2 separate regions of the Homo sapiens genome follow, and region 1 is linked to region 2. The links are chromatin loops, found by intact Hi-C in ENCODE. Cell type or tissue: ascending aorta. All regions are shown on one strand. Region 1 overlaps DUSP8 (dual specificity phosphatase 8). Region 2 overlaps TSPAN4 (tetraspanin 4).

Region 1 (4,000 bases), 710 kb before region 2:
TAGGATTTGCCAGGAGGGCACTCCCAGGGCCTGGTCATGCCACCCTCAGAACTGCCTTTCTGTGCTGACATCTGCCCTGCAAGGTTGAGGCTGTGTCCCCTTTTCTCCAGAAGTGCAGCTGCCAAGGAGTCCCAGGCCCCGTGGTATACAGTGGGCTCATGGCGACACCCAGGCAGGCCCACGGGCTCTGCCCTCAGGCTCCCTCCCACCCTGTGGTGGGCACAGCCCCTGCTCTGGGCTGGCTCTGCGAAGAACCAGGGAGAGTGGGAAAGAATATATTGGGGGGGGCAGGGGTGCTGCCCCTCACCCAGGAGAAGGGATGTTCCAGGATCCCGCGGCACAGGCAACACAGCTCCTTGGTCCATTTGCAGGGACAGTAGAGGCCGGAATGTGAGGACCAAGCCTCTGTCCTCCCCACAGCAGGGCAGGTTTGCGGGAAGCGGGAGAGAAACAGTGGCAGGACAGGCTGTGCTGGGGTCCCAGGACTGCTGTGAAGCCCACCTCCCCCTGCCGCTCCTCTTCCCCCACTCCAGCTGCGCTGCTCACGATGTTGGGGGGCAAGCGGCAAGGGATGAGAGAGGGGCCTGGCCCTTTAAGCAGCGGCCCGCAGTCGGCCTTGGACCCTTGGCCGGGCGACTGCACTGCAAGTGGGTGGGGTGGCGGCCCCCGCCCTGGCGGGGAGTCCAGGGGTCATGGAGGTGGCGGGCAGAAGTGCGTCTGTGACTGTGGCCATAAGCGCTTGCAGGGTCTCCCAGGTGGCATGGGGCAGGCACATGTCCTGGTACACACGCCTTTTTTCAAGTCTGGGATTTCACTGTGAGTAACAGGTGAACTGCAGGCGCTGCCCCAGAAACCCCCGAGTCAGGGAGCAGGGATACTGGGAAGGCGCCTTTGGAGATGCCTGGGGGTAGGGGTGCCTCCCCAGGGCCCAAAGAGTGCTGGGACCTACAAAGGGTCCACTGAACCCCAACACCCCTCACTTATCACTCACCCCCAGAGCCTGGGTGGTTCTGAAATCCCTGGAGCCTCGGTCCCTGCTAGGCCTGGCATCCACAGTGGGGTGTGTAGGGACATCCACACTACCTGCTCCGCCTGGGGAGGTCCTGGGAAGCTTCCTGGGGAATTGCTGACATAGCTGTCGGTTCTCTGCACCTGTCCAGAGACTTTCCTGCCTTTACCTCCTCTGGGAGAGGTGGGAGGGTACTGATGGAATCCCCAGCACCTCCTCCTTTGGCCAGGCCCTGGAGAAAGCAGAGAGTAAGGCACAAAATCCCTGGGAGAGCCACAGGGAGGAGGAGAGGCAGCAGGTGGCAGAAGAGTCTGCAGAGAAGTGGTGCAGCCCTTCCGCCTCCCCGGGGCTGTCCTGCAGCGGGAACATCCAGGGCTACCCCAGCTCAGAACAGTGAGTGGAAGCCAGCTACAGTGCCCATCCCAGCCTCTGCTCAGGGGAACCTGCAAGCTGGGGCGTCGTTGGTGACAAGTCACCTACCTGCTTTCCCCTGTCCAGTCAGCAGGTTCCCACAGAAGAGACTGTTCCTCCAAGGCTGCTGCCTCAACCCACCCAGCCTGGAGCTTCCCCTATCTCCACAGTCCCCCAGCGTCACGCCCTTTTTAGGGACACGGGGAGCTGGCACAGCAGGTGTTCTGGTTGGGGGTTTGCACACACTCCCCTGTCCTCAGGAGTTATCCAGGGTGGCTCTACTCCACCCAGCAGGGGAGAATGGAGAGAGGAGGAGCCCTAGGCACTGGGGGCACGCGGGGCAGGCAGTGGGCACCTGCTACACATGTGGCACCAGCCTCTTCTGCAAACCAGGACAAAAAAGAGCCCTGGGGTTCCCAGGCCCTGAGCTCCCGCCGTCACTCCCCTGCCCCGTCCAATGGGATAGGGCAGGCCTCAGCCCAGCTGCCTCAGGCTCTGCACAAGCAGGAGCCGGCTTGCCATGGGGGCTTATGTTCTGGAAGGTGTCCTCGGGGTGGTGCTGGGCCATGCTGGCTTCACCCTCCCAAGAGCTGGCAGCCACCAGGTGGGTGCTGCCCAGTTTCTGGTCCACATCGGTGGTCGCCCCAGCCAGGTCAGGGACGGCCAGGTCCATTCTCACCATGTGTCTTCGTGCTCATTATCTTCTTGGAACCACATGATGCTGTGTGGCAGGCAGGAGGAGGAAGCTGAGACCAGAGCCATGGTGTGCACTACCCATGGTCACTGAGTCAGACATCCAGGGATTCACGTTCGGGTCCTTCCAGCTGGTGCAGGGCAGGGGACTTCCTCCCACCAGCCTGTGGCCTCGGACTTGGACGTGTGTGGAAGGCAGCAGCACACGCTGGTCACGTGTGCAGCGGGTGCCCACTGCCTGCTCTGCGTGCCCCCAGTGCCCCGGGCTTCTCCACTCTCCGTCCTCCCCTGCTGGGTGGAGTACAGCCATAACCAGACAGCAAATGCCCCGAGGGCTGTGCCAGGGTGATGTCATGCCTGGGGACGGGGAGGGCCTCTCGGAAGCCCTGGCCTCCTGGTCCTGGCACCCAAGCCCAGGCCTGGGGCTCCCAGCCAGCTGGAGGCAGGGAGGCATTGCATCAGTGCAGGGGAGGAGGAAGGCCCAGCCTGGCCCCAGGCCATGGGTATGGGAGATGGCCGGGCTCGTGAGGGCCTCTCCTCTGGGCTGTGTGACACACACCCTCAGCAGGAGACCCCTGTGGCCTCTGAGCCCACCCCTGCCTGGGCCCAGCGCGTGCCGTGATGGCCAGCCACCTCAACGCCACCTTTACGGGCATCCTAGCGGCGTCCTCAGCTGGGTCAGCCCCTAATTAGCATGAGGAGGAATGTGGGCGTAGGTGCAGGCTGTAAATGTGTGGCAGTACCCCCTCCCCCCACCGCGGGCAGAGCAGGTGCTCCGCCAGAGGCTTGCCGGCTGGGCTCAGGCTCGGGTCTGGGCTGGGTGTGACTGATCCTCAGCAGTAGATGGGGTGCCCTAGGCGGACAGGGCACCCTAGGCGGACAGGGAGCCCTAGGTGTTCTCTCAACCCACTTGACGGCCCTCCTCCTACAGGGGGCTTCGCCACCTTCTCCTCCTGCTTCCCCGGCCTCTGCGAGGGCAAGCCTGCTGCCCTGCTACCCATGAGCCTCTCCCAGCCCTGCCTGCCTGTGCCCAGCGTGGGCCTGACCCGCATCCTGCCTCACCTCTACCTGGGCTCGCAGAAGGACGTCCTAAACAAGGTGTGTGTGCAGTGGAGTTCGGGGGGTGGTCAATGGGAAAGGGGCAGGAGCTCCAGAAGCAGCTTGGCAGCGGAGCGGGGGATGAGGGAGGAAAGGAGCTGAAGGCAGTGGATGAGCTGGGTGTGGGAGAAGCATGGGTGGGGGCCCAGGAGGACCCCAGGCTCCCCACCCATGCCCCTGGAAGGACCACAGCAGGGCTTGCGGGAGGGCCCGGCAGGGCTCGGGGGAGGAGCGGGGAGCTGGCATGCCAAGCTGCGGATGTCACTGGGCCTCTGGCCAGCTCTGAAAGAATCCCATGTTTTAAAAATGGTGACGAGGGAAAAGGGTAAAAGCCACCACCCAGGCAATCATAAAATTCCTAGGAGCCCACCACCAGCCGTGGGTGGGGCCTGCAGTCGGAGGCCAGCCGTGCCCCACCCCCCGCACGGGCCCAGGGTGCCAGGGTGGACCAGAGAGGCCTCCTGGGCCCTCCCCTGGATACACTGGGATCTGGGACAAATTCCAAGGCTCCCAGGATTCTAAAGGCCCTCCTGACGGCAGGGCAGGAAAAGCCTCCACCTTCACTCCCGCCCCGAGCTTCTCCCACCCCTTTCCAACCCGCCCTCCCGCCCCTCCAGGATCTGATGACGCAAAATGGAATAAGCTACGTCCTCAACGCCAGCAACTCCTGCCCCAAGCCTGACTTCATCTGCGAGAGCCGCTTCATGCGGGTCCCCATCAACGACAACTACTGTGAAAAACTGCTGCCCTGGCTGGACAAGTCCATCGAGTTCATCGGTGAGTCTGCGG
Region 2 (4,000 bases):
GTAGCGCCGGAAGGGGCCGCCGCGCGCGAAGTCCGGCTCCTTGCCCTCCGGAGAGGGGCTGCGCCGGTACGTGGACTCGTCCGTGCTGGAGCGGCGCATCGCGCCCGGGTGTGCCGGGGCCGCCGCTCAGCGCCCCGCACCCGCCGCCCCGGAACGCCCCATCCCGCCGGCCGGCGCCTGCTCCGGCCCCGCTCCTGCTCCCGCTCTGGCCCCCGCGGTGGCAGCGGGTCGCGCGGATCCGCTCGGACCCCGGCGGCGGAACCCAAACATCTGCCCGGCCCGCGCGCTGCGGCCCCCGCGCCCCCGACCCCGCGCGCCCCGCCCCGCGCCCTCCCGGCCAATCCCCGGCGGCTCCGCCCCCGCGCGGACCCCTCCCCTCCTCGCCGCACCGCCCGGCAAACCCCAGCGCTCCGCCTGGGCGGACCAATCGCAGCCCCCGGCAACGCACCAGCCGCGACCCCGGCCCCTTCGCCCGCGCCGGCGCCCCAGCCCCCCCACCTTCGCGCGCGGGAGGAAGATGCTCGCGAAGGGCGCCTGAGGGGACTGGAGGCCGGGGCCGGGGCCTGGGGATGAAACCTGGGCAGCTCTTAGCCCGCGACCGACACCCCCAGCCCTTCCCCCCACGGTACCTCGCCCGGACTCTGGCCCCGGGCCGGGCTTGGAGACCTCCAACCACGAGAACGATACTCAAAGCACTACGCAAATGGAGGGTGACCCCGTTGCTGTCTGGTGGCAACTTGAAGCGGCTCCGCCCCGGGCGCCCTTGGGGAAGCCCTGAGTGCCGGCGGCGGGTGGGGGGCTGGGTCAGCCTGCACTGCATGGAGCAGGTGTCGTTGAGTCTTTGACTATATGGGAGGTTCCAGAACACAGAAAAGCGCAGGTGTGATTCCTGAGATACCCACCCCCCCTCCACCAGGCAGCCCCGCAGGAGGCTGGCAGCCCCAGGACAGACCCAGAGCGCTCCAGGTGGGCCCGGCTCGGCCTCCGCCCCGTGCTGTCCCCAATGCGGGAGCGGGGCCGGCTTCAAGGGCAGTCGCGCGCACCCACCCCAGCTGGCTTGATGCTCTGCTGTTCCCGTCTTGAAATTCTTGGTAATTTTTAAACAAGGGGCCCAGAATTTCATTTTGCTCCAGCCCAGGCTGGAAGTCAGCCTGTAAAAGACCCCACCCCACCCCTTGACAGGTACAGACATACCGGCCCCGTGCGCAGATGTGCCTGCACTCCTGGGTGTCATCACGCCGGATGCGCACACACCTCCCACAGCCGGAGATGGGGACAGAGGCCCCCAGCTGTGCCCTGCAGCCTACCCCACGCCTCTGAAGCCCCAGCCCCACCACAGGGCACAAGGGCCCTGCGGTGTTGGGAAGATATCAGCACGTGGCCCAGATTCCTGGCAGATGACCTGAAGCCCAGAGGTGGGGAATGAGGAAGGGCAGGAGGAAGAGGAGGGAGAGGAAGCTAAGGGAGGGGAAGGGGGTGCTCCATGGCAGGGCTGACCAGCTCTGGAGGCCTGGGTCCTCCTGGAGTGACTGATGTGGGAGGTGGCAGGTCTGGGGAGGGCTGCCGTGGAAGCCCCGGGTGCCCAGGGAGGTCCCGCAGCTCTGCCCACCCCTGACGACCTGGGCTGGGTGCCCCAAGCCTCTGCTGCCCCCCAAGGGCTCTGTAGAGAACTGCAGCCCAAGCCCCAGGGCAGCACCCCATGCCCAGGTCCTCGCTGGGGGAAGGGGACAGGGGGCCCCCAGAGAACAGGAGGCTGGCCTGGAGGTCCCCTGAAGGCCCACAAGGCCATCCTGGGGCTTCCCATGGCCCCTACCCTGTCCTTCCCCTGGGGGTTCTTTGGTGGGTCTGGGCCCCAGGAATGGGTCAGAACGGCGGCCACGCATCGGGGCCCAGCAGAGACCCCAGGAGCCCTGGGACCCCAACCCTGACAGAAACCCTCACCCGCAGCTCTGCCCAGAGAGCAGATGGCGCCCGGCCCCCTTCCCCTGGCCACGCAGGTGCAACCTGAGGGCAGACACTCAGCCGTGTGCAGCGCCTCCAGGGAGCTCACATGTGACCTGGGCAGCGCTCAGAGCACCTACTCGTGGGCCAGGCAAGGGCAGGTGCCACGGGGACCCGGGAGGACCCCAGGCTGACTGGGAGAAGCCAGACCCCACCTGCAGTCAAAAACACCACCCGAGCCACCCCAAGGAGAGCATCCGCCGCCAGGCTAGCCAGTGGCACCCCTGCCCCATCTCCCCTGCGTCCCTCTGTGGCTGGGGGTGGAAGGGGAAGTGGCAGGCAAGGCTCGAGGGTCCCAGGCGGGTGGGAGGGCGAAGGGAGAGCTGGTCTGGGTGCCTGCACTGAGCCCAGCGCCCAGGATGCAGTCCCAGTGTCCCCTAAGACCCCTCCCACCCCCTTTCCCATCTACAAAGCTCTGCACACATCGCCCAGGTGAGCAGATGAAGCCTATTCAAGAAGAAATCAAAAACCTCACAAGGCCACCGAGGGTCAGGAGGAGCGGGGTTGGGGGGGGGTGGGGGCGGGGAGCTGGGCTTGCTTCTGTTGCCAAGTTCAAGATTCACACTGGGTTGCCCAGACGCAGTCAGGGGCCCGGGCAAGGCACAGTGTCAGAGCTCAGTCGGGGAGGGTCCTTCAACACCCCAGTCGGGGTGTTCTGGGACCCTGTCTCCAAAGTCCAGCCCCTCCCCACGGGAGCTCCAATTAGATACTCAGGTGTGGTGTCAAAGTGTCCGCTGGCAAGGCCCCTGGGCTGGCAAAGTGAGACCCAGAGGCAAGCCCACTGCTGCCCACCACAACCATCCAGCCCAGCCGGGCCCTGACATACCTGGGCTGGCCACAGGAAAGAGACCAGGCGGTGCTCAGGGTCCCTGAAGGCTGACCAGTGGGCAGGCAGGTGGTGGGTGCGACCAAGGAAGCCCCAAGCTCTGCAAAAGGAAAGATGGGCAGAGTGGAGCCCTGGCTTCCACCCTCAGCTGTACAGCCAGAGATGCTCCCAGAGAAGGGCAGGGAACCCCCACCTGGGGCCAGGTCCCTACAGGGCAGAGGGGCAGTCGGGGTGGGCAGGGGATACACCACCAGACTCGGAGAAGAAGACCACTGAGGAGTAGCCCCAACCAGGAAAGCTCTGAATCAATGACTGAGTCACCAAATTCTGCTCCTTCAGGGCTCTGAGACAGCCAGGCAGGGACACAGACTCACACTCACAGAGACACGGTGTGCAGAGAACACATGTTCAAAGACGTACTCACAGCACGGACATGCAGAGACACAGGCCAAGACACATGCTTGCACCCACACAGACACGCAGCAGTGCCTCCTCCCTGGGGTCCTGGACCCCTGGACCAGCCTGCTGTCTGCTTCCTACCAGGCACAAGCACCCCTACCCCACCCTGCCTTGGGCTCTGAGCAGACACCCAGGCTCAGGAAGGGGCCTCACGCCCTCCCTATGGAGCTGCCAGCAATGACCCGCAAGGCCCTCCTCCACCATGGGTGCCAGGCTGGGGAGTCTGTCCTCCTCCTGGCACTCAGGGATTTCTGGCCAGGGAGAGGCCCCAAACCCACCTGGGCAGCCAAACGCAGTGCCCACTACTCCCTGCCCTGCTGGCTCAACCCCGCAACACCTCGCCCCTCAGAACTAGCTCTCTGGAGTGAGGTAACTGTCCTTCCAGTAGCCCAAGGGCAGGAGGGAACCATAGAGCCTCCACCCCAACCCTGGCTGAGCGAGAGCCCCAAAAGAGACATCCAGAGCTCTGCAGGTTGGAAAAGCCCTGGGGACTGAGCTGCAAGGAGATCTCAGACACCCACAAGGCCAGACGGAGGTCCAACCCAAAGAGGGGCCTGCCCACATGATAAAGCAGCCTGTCTGCAGCAGCCTGGGTGCCATGCCCGTGGAGCAGCCTCTCTGAGCCCCAGCAGCAGGGCAGCAGCTCAGTCCTGGCCCAGCCCAGACCTCGGGGTCTCCACACAGCTCAGCAGGGGCAGCTCAGGACAGACAGCA

What was found. Peaks named below come from ENCODE experiments on the same cell type or tissue, not always from the same donor. Only the 100,000 strongest peaks of a DNase experiment are listed, where the experiment ranks them.
Region 1: a loop joins it to region 2, with 3 times the contacts of the local background. A loop is called at or near these places in 1 of 110 quality-filtered maps.

What each region holds. Positions count from the first base shown.
Region 1 is chr11:1,558,100-1,562,099 of GRCh38, reverse strand. It overlaps DUSP8 (dual specificity phosphatase 8), which reads left to right. Exons shown (of 7, transcript NM_004420.3): 4 at 3,045-3,211; 5 at 3,829-3,988. Among named protein-coding and RNA genes, the nearest start is that of DUSP8, 12 kb to the left of the region's middle. RefSeq lists enhancers at 1,948-2,743, 3,542-4,000. In ascending aorta, no CTCF peak of the experiment used is centred here; DNase peaks (open chromatin) are centred at 2,499 and 3,669; H3K4me3 peaks cover 1,499 bases; H3K27ac peaks cover 3,518 bases.
Region 2 is chr11:846,128-850,127 of GRCh38, reverse strand. TSPAN4 (tetraspanin 4) reads right to left here. Exons shown (of 9, transcript NM_003271.5): 2 at 2,828-2,927. Among named protein-coding and RNA genes, the nearest start is that of TSPAN4, 5.3 kb to the right of the region's middle. RefSeq lists silencers at 706-765, 1,542-1,671. In ascending aorta, a CTCF peak has its summit at 1,664; a DNase peak (open chromatin) is centred at 1,638; H3K4me3 peaks cover 1,603 bases; H3K27ac peaks cover 1,209 bases.